Linked DNA regions of Homo sapiens: regions 2 and 3 are each linked to region 1. A link is a loop called in an ENCODE intact Hi-C map of the cell type or tissue named here. Cell type or tissue: heart left ventricle. All regions are shown on one strand. Region 1 has its middle 7.7 kb from the start of SYT13. Region 2 overlaps PRDM11 (PR/SET domain 11). Region 3 overlaps PRDM11 (PR/SET domain 11).

Region 1 (4,000 bases):
TGTGTTATTCTAGCTCTATTGCTTATTAGCTGGGAGTCTCTGGATGGACGAATTAGCTTAAACTGATTAAACTTTCATTTATTTGCAGAAAGTGGGTGATAAATGATTTGGAAATGTGGTTGCAATTATTCCCTTTCCTGTGTCCACACCCTTTTGCAATGTGACTTTGCAAAGAGGTTGAGTCTATTGATCCACTTCTTAATCTGGGCTGGCCTTGTGATTTGTTTTGGCTAATTGACTGTGGTGGAAGTCACATCGTGCCAAATTCTAAGCCTAGGTCTTGAGAGATCCTGGAAGATTCCATTCTCCATCATAGAATCCTGCCCAGCCACCATGTAAAGAAGCCCAAACTATCTTGTAGGAGGATGAGAGATTAAGTGAGCTTGTTATTCCCATGACCCCAACGCAAGCCAGTTCCCGGAATCAGAGCTCATGACTGAATCCGGATAAAACTAGAAAACCCACCCCGCTGAGCCCAGCCAAAGAGCCAACCCACAGAAAAATGAGCTAAATTAAAATTATAAGTCATTTTAAGCCACTAAATTTTAGAGTGCTATGTGTCAAGGGCTGATACAAATGGGGAGATGATAGTCTCCTTGACAGGATTGCTGTGAAAATACGTAGCGCTAATTTCTGTAAGCGTAGGGCCTGGCACATGGAAGCTGCACAACAAATGGCTTGGATTATCATTCCTGGTTCCCAAAGGCAGTGTTACCAGTACTTCCAGCAATGCCTAATAGATACACCAGCTCATTAACAATTGTACAAGAATCAATCTTACAGACTCCAACACTTGAGAAGGGTACAAAATTAGTTCTCTGAACCAACCTCCACTCAACCAACTTTCCAGATTGGCCCAAGCTATCCACTCCTTCTGGAGAACTTGCTGCCTGATGCCCTCAGCCTCTTCTCTCATTGCTCTTTTTCCCCCTCCAATGGAGTCGTCTACTCACTCAAAGAGTTAGTTGTGTCTGTCTCAGTATCTTTTTATGCCAGTTGATCTCATTATTGATTTATAGACTTTAATTAACTGATATGTAAACTAATGACATAGAAGTATAAAGGAAAGTTAGTTCTGTGAGAACTAAGGTGAGTGCTTTGCAAAGACCCATTAGGGTAAGTTGCTTTTAGAACTGCTGTTAAAATAGATATGAGCAAGTTATCTGTAAAAGGTTGGGACAACTCACAAAATTCTAGAAGGACGCTGCCATCAGATTGCCAGGAAAGTGTCTCCAAGTTCTTCCTCTACTGCAGAGAATGCAGGACTGGAAATCATAAATGAGGCATCATGGATATGCACACAAGGTAACAGTGCTAACGTTTATTAAGTGCTTCCTACACATCAGGCTTGGCTCTGAGCATTTTGTCTGTACTAATGTATTTAGAAATTTAAAACGTTTTGACACAGAGTCTAATCATCAAAATTTGGGGAAACTAATGCAAACTATGATTTAGATTAAAATACAATGTTTAAAGTGTGTGTCATTTTGAACTTACAGAAGTATAACCTACAGATGAAAAGTGCATAGGTCATAAGCATAGCATGGTGGATTTTCAAAATGTGAACTCATCTGTTTACCCAGCGCCTAGATCAAAAAATATAATAATAGTCACATCCCCCAAATTCTTCATGTTTTGTTTCTAGGATTCCCCCATTTTAAACGGCATTTTTAGATAGACTGAGCAAGAATACTCTATGGCGGGGAGGAGGAACCACCAGCACTGCCCCACGAATTGGAAGATGCTGCCACCCGGAGGATGTGGAGGGAAATGAATCCTCCCCTAGGTCTTGACTCCCAGTCCTTTTTTTTTTTTTTTTTTTTTTTTTTTCCTTTTGAGACGGAGTCTGGCTTTATTGCCCAGGCTGGAGTGAGTGCAGTGGCACGATCTTGGCTCACTGCAACCTCCACCTCCTGGGTTCAAGCAAACCTCCCGCCTTAGCCTCCCAAGTAACTGGGATTACAGGCGCCTGCCACCACCCCCAGCTAATTTTGTATTTTCAGTAGAGACAGGGTTTCACCATATTGGCCAGGTTGACCTTGAACTCCTGACCTCAGGTGATCCACCCACCTTGGCCTCCCAAACTGCTGGGATTATAGGCGTGAGCCACCATGCCCGGATGACTCCCAGACCTTTACCTCTCCCTATGAGGCCTTCTTTGCCCTTTATGTAAAATTACCAGCTCTCCACCCATTGTCCCATCGCTCCCTGTTCCCCATCGCCTTACTTTTTCAAACCCTTAGCACGTGTCATTATTTAATATTCCTTCTAATTCTCCTTACCTGTCTAATTTATCTTGCTGATGATCTGAGTTCCTCTTCTGGAATAGAGGCCCTAGGAAGGCAGGCGTAGGGCCTGAGTTGTCTAGCAGTGTATCTCCAGCCCTAGAGCAGTGCCTGGCACATCACAGCACTTCAATACATATGTCAAGTGGACAGACAGGAGCCCTGTCCCTGACCCACAGCCCTGCCCTGTGGGCCCTAACCCAAACCCTGAGGCTTCACTGCACCTTCACACACAGCCCCTTTGCAAGCTCACACCACTGCTCCCCTTCTCCCCATACCTTGTGGTGGTGGGGTGGGGGGGCAAAGGGAGAGTCCAGAAACCCCTGGCACTGTGTAAACTGCTCCAGGGCTGAAATGGGAGGAGCCGTGGCCAGAGCCCCTGGCCACTCTATCCTGTGTCATAGCCTGCGCTAGTGGCAGGCAAGCTGGAAACTCTCACTGTGTCGTGGTTAAGCCAGATCAGTCTACCCTCCAGTGAATTCGAGTTCCACAAAGGAACCAGCTGGGTGGCCTCTGACAATGCACTTTATCTTGGTGGGGCTCAGTTTTGCCATCCATTAAATGGAGAGAATGAAGTGATACAATGGGCATGATGTGGTTCACACAATGCCTGGCATGTGGTTGGCACTGTACTATTGGAAATTATTACCACTATTTTGAAGGGTTAGGGCTGAAAGGAAACCTCAAGGTCCTATAGTCCAGGAGAGGCACTTTTCATTGTTATTTGAAAACTCCGCTATAGTTTTATGTGGGAATTCAGAATAAAAGACAGGGTGCTGTGATGGAAAGAAGGTGGGGGAAAGAATCCCCTGGGATCACTGCATCCCCGAGCCCTCCTCCCCACTGTACACACCATCAGCCTCTAGGGACAGTCAGAGCCACCCCCAAAGCAGTGTGAGACCACCGATGGTGATCTACAGCCTCGTTTTACAGATGAGAACACCAAGGTCAAGAGAGGAGATTTCTGAGCTGGCTCCCAGGCCTCCTGACTCTGTCTAGGGTTCACTTCAGGCTCTCTGCTACTTCCCAAGCCATTCATGGGTTTATTTCTCAGCTGGTTAGTGAAGGGCCCAAGGGGAAAGTGAGCTCTTTTCACCTTACTCAAATCAGGGTGGGCTTCCAGATGGAGCAGGAGGAATTTGGGAGACTTTTGACAAAGACTTAATAGCATGTTGGAGAAGGAATCTCAGACCCAAAATCAAACTGGTGAATTTGTGGAACTTTATAGGCAAAGCCAGGGCCAATGTGGTGTCATGGAGCAGATACCAGAGGCAGTTGGGGAATTATTGTGAAAACAGAATCAAATAATCAGTGAGAAGTACTTTGAAGATTGCTTAAGTGCTAGATAAATGACAAGATGTTTATTGTAATCCATATCATCATTACACTTTATGTTAATCAACCGGCCTGGAAGTTAATTCTAATTAGGAAGAGATTCAACACCATGAATAAACATTACTTGGAGTGGTCTGCAAAATGCTGATTTCCAGGCCCCAACTCAAGAGAGGCTGATTCAGGGATCACCCATGGGTCTAGTGTTGAAGATTAATAAAATCTGAACCTTCATCCTTTGCTCCAGTTCTGTCATAAAAACTGAGTTATTTATTTATTGCTCATAACACTAATGACATTTCAAGTCTTGGCCTCAAACTTTCAAGTGTTCATAATTAACATAAACGTCTCAGGAATGAACAAAGGCAACATTCCCTCTCTTT
Region 2 (4,000 bases), 84 kb before region 1:
ACCATCTTGGACTGGGTAATGAGGCCCCCAGCCTTCTTCCCATCTTCTGGGCCCTGGTGTTTTGGGTGCTTGAGTAGGAAGGTGAGGGCTGAAGGATGTTGGTGCCGCCGGCCTTCCCCTCTTGGTTTCAGAAGGAAACCAAGGAGTGAATGCGCTCTGAGCTTTCCTCCATACCCTCATGTCCTCTCTTGGGTGGATTTTTTCACCTTTTATCACTAGTTAAAAGGGTGACAGAGCCACGATGTGGAGAAATCAAGTTCCAAAGCCAGAGCAGGAGCCAAGTGGGATGGAAGGGCCATGCTGTGCCCCTTGCCCAGGGCCTCTGGCTGCTCAGTTGAGAGGGAATCCCAGGTCCCCCTGGTGTCCACCAAAGTGGAACTTGACTCCCTCAGGACAGTCGTGGGCTTCTCAAATTCTACCAAAAAGTCACAGCAGCCCACCCCCGAAGAAAGCACTCCCATGGGAAGGAAACCTGTTTGCCTGCACATATGCAAAGGTGGGGGCTTGGAGAACTGACCGGGACGGGGAAGGGGAAGAGAGCCACTAGGCAGAATAAGCTTTCTGTGGCCACACCCTAATCATGGCATTGTCACTGCTACACCCAACGGTAGCCAGTGTAAATAGTTTCCCTGGTTACGTATTCTTCCGAGCCATTCATTCAGCTGTAGGGCTGTAGGTAAATATCGCTTTATAGAGGCAATGGGCTAATCCTAATTTCAATAAGATCCTTTACTGCTATCTTTAAGAGATTTTAAGCCCCTTACATCATGATGTGTTTCCCTCCTTAGTAATAAACCCGAAGAGTTGTGGTTGTTATTCTGGACAGGGAGAATAAGGTGTGAAAGGTTGAACATGAACTGCCCTAGCTCTCACCGCTAGTAAGAGCTAAAGCAGGCCCTGAAACCAAGGCCTTCGACTCTGAGTTCAGTGCTCCCTCCCATGTAACGCCGTCTCTTCTTTCCACCCTCCCCTCCGAGGAGTAGTGGAAGGGACCTCTCAGTAGGAGGAGGGTGTGGTGGGGGCCAGGTTGCCCCAGGTGCCTCCTGGCTCCCCAGCTGGGGGCCAGCAATTAGGAAGGAGAACCACCTGCATTGACGGTCATTTACCCAATTGTGCTTTGTGGGATATTCAACCCAAGGAATGTGGCACACCTGGCTGAGCGTAAGAGGAAGCCCAAGTTCTCCAAGGAGGAGCTGGACATTCTTGTCACAGAGGTGACCCACCATGAAGCAGTGCTCTTTGGGAGGGAGACCATGCGGCTGTCCCATGCTGACAGGGACAAGATTTGGGAAGGCATAGCCCGGAAAATCACCTCCGTCAGCCAGGTGCCCCGCTCCGTCAAGGACATTAAGCACAGATGGGATGACATGAAACGGAGGACCAAGGACAAGCTGGCCTTCATGCAGCAGTCCCTGTCGGGCCCTGGGGCCGGGGGCCGGGCCCCCACCATCGTGCTCACGGCCCACGAGAGGGCCATCAAGTCGGCGCTGCTCACGGCCCGTGCAGGGCGCGGCTTCCCCAGGGCGGAACTGGATGGCACCGACAGCCCTTCGACCAGCTGTGAGTATCACCAGTCCCCCCCGCCACCCAGCCGGCTGCCTGCCCCCCAGCTTACAGTCCACAGTCTCCCACCGACTTTCCCTCTGGTTCTCTCCTGTCCCTCTCTGTCCAGCCCACTCTTTCCATCCTCCCCTCCTTCTCCCACTCTTCTCCTCTCCATCCCTTTTTGCATTCATTCTCGAATATTTACTGAGCATCTCCGTGCCAGAGCCGTGCTAGGAGCTGGGAAGACAGCTGTGTGTAAACCCCACGCAGGCCCTGCTCTTGGGGAGACCCTGGACTCCTAGGAATAAACCAACGTTAAATAATTGCACGAGTAAACTGGAAACGAAGGGATGGAGGACACAGGAGTCCAGGAGGTCCCGAGAGCAGGGCTGACTTCATGAGCATGCAACCTGAACAGTCACAGGGGCCGCGGGGTTTCAGGCTCTGCTGTCGCCATCTGGACATTCTTCATAGTTTTTGAGCCAGGGGCCCCACGTTTTCATTTTGCATTTGACCCTGCAGGTTATGTAGCAGCTCTGTCTGAGAGTTAAGGAGTGGGTAAAACTGGCTCCACTGGGGACTGGGGAGGGCTCCCTGAAGAAGTCCAGCGGACTAGGATGTGAAGAGTAAGAGTTAACCAGGCCAGGCAGCAGCGTGGGGCGCGGAGAAGGGGAGGGGAGGCGCGCAGGCAGAGAACAGCATGTACGAGGCCCCGCATCAGGAAGGCGCTTGGCACGTTCCAGGAACAGTGAGAAGCCAGGAAAGCCCAAGTGTAGCAGCGCGGGGGAGGGGGCTGGAGACGAGGCGGCCAAGCTGTGAAGGCCCGGGCCGGGCCATGGAAAGATCAGTTCCTTTCTGTGTCTGGTCCTGACTGCTTTGTTCCTCTATTATTACTCCCCTGCCTGAGCCACGCTGCCTGCCCCCACTTTTCTGTGTGCTGCCTCTCAGCTCCCTCTCCATCCTCCTGGCTGCTCCGCCACCCGCTCCCCACCCCTCTTCTCCCTCTGTACTTGTCCCTGCCTTTCCTCTCTACTTCCTGTGTCTCACATGCACTTTGAAGCCAGGGCCCCAGCGGCCGAGGCGGGTGTCCCTTGGGGCTGGAGTTCTAGTTGGGGCTCAGCAGAAGGGGGAGCACTAAAGGCCTCCGCAGGGACTGCAACCCTTCCTTTCCACTTCTGCACATCTCCCCCGTGCCCCGCCAGCTGCAGTCCCCACTAGAGGCCGTCTGCCTGACCGGCTCGTGAGTGGTGGGAGCCAGGCAGGAGGGGCCCCAGGGAAGCAGCCGTGGCTCAGCCCATGGGAAGGTGCTTTGCAAAGACTCACTTGCACCTTCCCTTCCCGGGCCCCCTGCCATTGTGATCCACTTGCTTCCTGTTTGGCTGGGGCTCCTGACAGGTGGCAGTTCACAGAGTCAGATGTTTAGGACTGGAAAAGAACATGGAGACCATTTAGTTCAACTTCCTTGCAATGCAGAAAGTAAGCTCTGAAAACCAAGGTGGCCCTGAGCTCAATTCAGAAGCAGGACTTGAACCCGGGTCTGCTGGCTTCCTGTGAATCAGTGTTTTCCTAAGTCTTAAGAGGATTCCACCCCGTGATAAGAAAAAATGGGGGGGTCAGCATCCAGTAAAGCCTGTTCCCTGCATCCTGCTCCGCTCACCCCTCCATCTCCCTGAGACTGAATGTAATGAGGCCACCAAAGGTAACCTGGGCTGGCAGGGAGCCCGAGTGTGCCATCAGGCAGAGCCCGCTCACCCCCATGGCAGGCTCACAGCCCTCCTTTTCCTGGCAGTGGCCAGCTGCGGCAGCACTCGGCCAGGGGCTTGGCAGAACGGGGACCTGGGAGGGAAGGAGCAGCATCACCTCGCCGGGTCTCACTCCTTCCAACACTGGCCATGCTAGACAGGTCTCTGGGATCTCAGGGGATGGCTGCTGTCCCACCAAACACTGCCAAGAGACACAGGACTCTTACCAAGCTGGCCCAAGTGAGCCCCCAGGACCCCTGGGAGGCATGAGGTAACTGTAAGATAAACCTGTCTGTCCTCCCCATCACCTTCCTGGGGGGTGGTTCTGAGTTGAGTCCGCAGATCCAGGCAGGGAGGGCTTGCCTGTCAGTAGGGTCAGCCCATACATCATTTAATCCTGCCACAGGGATCAGCCCATACCCTTGGTCACCAGAAAGCAGGACCCACATGTGCAGAGGCTGGGCCCCCTCCCTGTGTCCGGCTGCAAGGAGCAGTCTGTCCGATGGCCCCTGTGGATGGGAGCACGATGTGACTGAACTGGAAGCCTGCCTTGGGGGACAGGGGGACAGCAGGGCTGGTTGCAGAGGTGGCTCTCCTGCTCTGCACTGTCCTGCCAGTTTCTTCAGCCTGTCAGCATGTGCTGCAGTGATTTAAAGATGCAGATTCCATATTAGTAGTCTTTTATCCCTCACCCCCTTCCCACTCTTCCCCCC
Region 3 (4,000 bases), 110 kb before region 1:
CAGGCCGTCACGTTTCCCCGCACCCCTCCCAGTCGCCGCCGCCGGCTTTGGGGCCCCGGTGGGGAGCAGGGGGCTGATTAGCCGAGGAGCAGGGGTGTGGCCAGCGGGGCCCCGGGTAGTGAGTCACACACGCCGCTCGCCCAGTCCCAGGGCCCAGCGCCGTCCCAGCCCCAGGCTGCGTGCCACCCTCGCCCCGAAGAGTGTCCCCGGGCTTGGCATGAGGACCCCGGGGTGCCGAGGGAGGGGCTGAAGCCCGGCGCGGTGGTGGAGGGCGGTAAGCGGCGGGCTGGGGAGTGTCCCCTTGAGAGAGTCGGGTGGGGCTGGAGCCCTGGCTGGCCCTCGCCAGCGCCCCCAGGCCCTGCCTGTACCTGCTCTGAGCTGGCAAAGGGGCCTGGCTGCGCTCCCGGCAGTCCCAGGGTGAGGGGCTGCCCTGCCAGGCGCTGAGGGCCCGTTCGGTCTGCCCACTACCCCTTGGCCCAAGTTGGGCTTGAGTTGTGAACCCTCCCTTCTCCCCTTTGCAGTTTTGCGCCCAGGCTCATGTGGGATCCTCCTGCCCTTTGCCCTTTGGTCTAGGGGTCCAGGCTATGCTTCCCAGCGCGGCCTCCTGGCCTGAGCTGCTCTAGGCTCCTGACCCCATGGGGCTGGTGGCTCCAGTCGTCCCCAGGACCAGCCCGGGATAGAAACGGCATTTCCTCTTGGCCGGGCTACAGCTGTTTTTGTTGTCTGTGTTCTCAAGTGCTTCCTCTGGGGATGGCAGGGAGGGTAACCAGACTCCGCGAGACCCCCACTTGCCCTCTCCGCCGCTCACTCCTCTTCCCCTGTTTCTTTGATCCTCTTCCTGTGCTGGTCCCACCTCCTGCGTCCCAGGACAGAATGACCGAGAACATGAAGGAGTGCTTGGCCCAGACCAATGCAGCCGTGGGGGATATGGTGACGGTGGTGAAGACGGAGGTCTGCTCACCACTCCGAGACCAGGAGTATGGCCAGCCCTGGTGAGGCCCCTGTGTGGGAACTGGAGAGGGAGAAGTGGGAGTGGGAGGTGCCTGGGCTCGGTTGGTTGGGAACCCTGGGAAACGTTCTCACTCCTTGCCCACCTTCCCTAACCCTGCTCCCGGCAGCTCCTGGGCGCAGGCTCTAGAAAAATCCAAGCAGTGGCCTAGGGAGGTCTGTGCTCGCATCTCAATCCTCCAGTTTTTCCACCACCTCCTGCACTGAACAGCAGGCTGGCTGGGACTCCTCTGCCCACCCCACATCTTCTCGGTCTCCTGGCCAGGTCCCCAGCTTTTGTCCCCACTGGGCTCTCACTCTCTGATGACTTCTTTGCTTTCTTTGCGGGCCTCTGCCCTGGCCAGCTCTAGGAGACCGGACTCCTCGGCCATGGAAGTTGAGCCCAAGAAACTGAAGGGGAAGCGCGACCTCATCGTGCCCAAAAGCTTCCAGCAAGTGGACTTCTGGTGTAAGTGGAGCTTGGGGCTCTGGGCTGCTCCTCCCTTCACCCCCATCGCCCCATTCCTGGCTAGGGAATTCACAACAATGCTACTAAGATAGGTCCTCACCTGCAATATACCAGGCCCAGGTCCAGGCCTTGGTTCGTCATCATCATTAGCCATCCAAATGGCTATTGTTAGCCCCATTTTCCAGATAGCACACTGAGTCTTGGTGAGGGTTAAGTATCCCACGCCTCGAGTCCTCTGGCCCAAAGGGGTACAGTTGCACTTGGACTCCAAAGCCATGCTCTTTCTTCCAGTTTTTTAAAACTTGAGACAAAGGTAGCTGCTGGCCTCCTTGACGTAGGCAGGCCTGTTCTTGGAGCCCCCAGGGAGAGTATGGGTTATTGCTACCGATGACCCTGGGGCCTGCAGCTGGCTGTCCATGAGTGGGCCTCCTGTCAGCCCCTCTACCTCCCCCATGGGGGTCTTACCTCCCTGCAACAACTGAGGCCCTCCCTTCTCTTTCCATCCCTCCAGTCTGTGAGTCCTGCCAGGAGTACTTCGTGGATGAATGCCCAAACCATGGCCCCCCGGTGTTTGTGTCTGACACACCGGTGCCCGTGGGCATCCCAGACCGGGCGGCGCTCACCATCCCACAGGGCATGGAGGTGGTCAAGGACACTAGTGGAGAGAGTGACGTGCGATGTGTAAACGAGGTCATCCCCAAGGGCCACATCTTCGGCCCCTATGAGGGGCAGATCTCCACCCAGGACAAATCAGCTGGCTTCTTCTCCTGGCTGGTGAGTGTGCCCTGGGCTATTCATGGGAGAGGTTGCCAAGAAACATGGAAGGAAACCACCAGGGGGAGCCATACTGGCCCAGCTTGGCCCCAGAACTTTTCTACCATCGCTTCTGGACCTGTCGATGATGGATCTTGCTGTCCCCTGGCCCCGGCTGAGTGGCTGCAACGCTTGGTGTCCAAGGGCAATGCTGAGAGCACCCACCTGGCAGTAGTCAGCAGATCAGGAAATCACCAAGCAGAACTCAGGGCAATTTCCCCATGAATCCTCATGTGTGTGTCTGGTGGACCATTGGGCAGTATTGAACCAACCGATCTTCTAGAGTGGGTGACTCGGAGCTGGCCTTTGGGGATGCAGAGCATGACTTCCCACTTCCAAACCAGTAATATCAGGCTCTGGGCTAGGTGCTGGGGGTAAACCCTTCAACAAGACAGACATGGTTCCTGCCCTCAGGGAGCAGACGATCTGGTAGGAAGACAGGCATTGAACAAGCAGGTACACATGTGATATCAGTTGCAACACAGGGTACTATCAATAGATGGGTTGCAAAGATGAGGAAGAGGGGTTTTCAAGGGTATGAGGAGGAAGGGTTACCAAAGCAACTTTAAGGAATCATGCTTGAGCTACTAGACAGAGATAGGGGAGGGTGGGGTAATAGAGAAAAGCATTCTAGAGGGTAAGAAGATCCTTATTCACTACAAAAACACTTCTTGAGTATCTCCTTTGTGCCAGGCACTGGGCTGGCCCTGGAAATACAGTGGTGGGCCAGATAAGGCAATCAGATAAATCCTGCCTTCATGGAGTTCTCTGTGGGAAAGATAGAATTAATCAAAGACTAAGACAAATCCATGTCAAATAATAACTCTGAGGGTGATGGAGAAACAGTGAGACTGGGAAAAAGTGAACAACCAGGGGAGGTAATATGGGTAGAGGTCAGAGAAGCCTTCCTGCTAGTTGAGCTGTGATTGAAGGAGGTGAATGCCTACCAGGTGAAGATTGGAGAGGTGCATCCAGATGCCTTGGACAGCAAGAGCAAAGGCCCTGTGGCAGGAGAGCATGGTACATCTGAGCTACTGGATGAAGGTCAGTGTGCCTGGAGTGCAGCACACACAGGGGCCTGGAGATGATGGAGGCTTGATTTTGTAGGGCCCAGTGGACCAAATTAGGACTTCTGTCCTTTTAATAATGTAGGAGTTGGGGGAGTGACTTGGTCACATTTATGTTTTGAAAAGATGACTTTGGCTACAGCCTGGAGAACTGATTGAGCTCAGGGGTGCTGGTCAAGAATGGGTACCCACACCCCTTTCCCCAGGTAGAGCGTGTGGGAGTTCTGTAGTCGGCAATGGTGGAAGACTGGGCTAGGGTTGGGGCAAAGACTTGGAGCCAAACGAACTGCTTTGTGAACTGTATCAGAGAGGAGAGCTCTGACTTAGACATAGACTAACTGGCCTAAGGAAGGGAGCAGGAGGTATCAAGGACATCTGCAGTCTCCCAACAGGTTGTTAATGGTGTCTTTCTCTGAGAAATGGAGGAGGCTGGAAGGGGACTGGGTTGAGGGAAAAATCATGATTTGGGTTTGGGACTTGTTGAGTTTGGAGTAACAACAAGATATCCAAGTGGTGATGTCAAGTAGGCAGTTGGATATATGGGTCCGAAGCTTGGAGAGGAGGCTTGGAGATGTTGCTTAGTGAGTCACCTGTGCATGGGTGGTCAGTGGGGGTGTGGGTGTGGAGCGCAGAACCTAGGGAGAATGTGCTGAGTGAAAGGTGG

The links. Hi-C counts contacts between places; a loop is a spot of excess contacts. Peaks named below come from ENCODE experiments on the same cell type or tissue, not always from the same donor. Only the 100,000 strongest peaks of a DNase experiment are listed, where the experiment ranks them.
Region 2: a loop joins it to region 1, with 2.2 times the contacts of the local background. A loop is called at or near these places in 9 of 110 quality-filtered maps.
Region 3: a loop joins it to region 1, with 3.0 times the contacts of the local background. A loop is called at or near these places in 14 of 110 quality-filtered maps.

Annotation. Positions count from the first base shown.
Region 1 is chr11:45,292,034-45,296,033 of GRCh38, forward strand. No RefSeq gene overlaps it. Among named protein-coding and RNA genes, the nearest start is that of SYT13, 7.7 kb to the left of the region's middle. In heart left ventricle, a CTCF peak has its summit at 1,739 (motif pointing left); a DNase peak (open chromatin) is centred at 1,708.
Region 2 is chr11:45,207,736-45,211,735 of GRCh38, forward strand. All of the region lies in intron 5 of PRDM11 (PR/SET domain 11), which reads left to right. Among named protein-coding and RNA genes, the nearest start is that of PRDM11, 63 kb to the left of the region's middle. RefSeq lists enhancers at 1,665-2,412, 2,413-3,160, 3,161-3,907. In heart left ventricle, no CTCF peak of the experiment used is centred here; DNase peaks (open chromatin) are centred at 2,276, 2,776 and 3,314; H3K4me3 peaks cover 1,170 bases; H3K27ac peaks cover 1,751 bases.
Region 3 is chr11:45,180,894-45,184,893 of GRCh38, forward strand. PRDM11 (PR/SET domain 11) reads left to right here. Exons shown (of 8, transcript NM_001384648.1): 2 at 868-992; 3 at 1,353-1,456; 4 at 1,968-2,230. The coding sequence starts at 874. Among named protein-coding and RNA genes, the nearest start is that of PRDM11, 36 kb to the left of the region's middle. RefSeq lists an enhancer at 629-1,360. In heart left ventricle, a CTCF peak has its summit at 2,295 (motif pointing right); DNase peaks (open chromatin) are centred at 128 and 615; H3K4me3 peaks cover 936 bases; H3K27ac peaks cover 1,318 bases.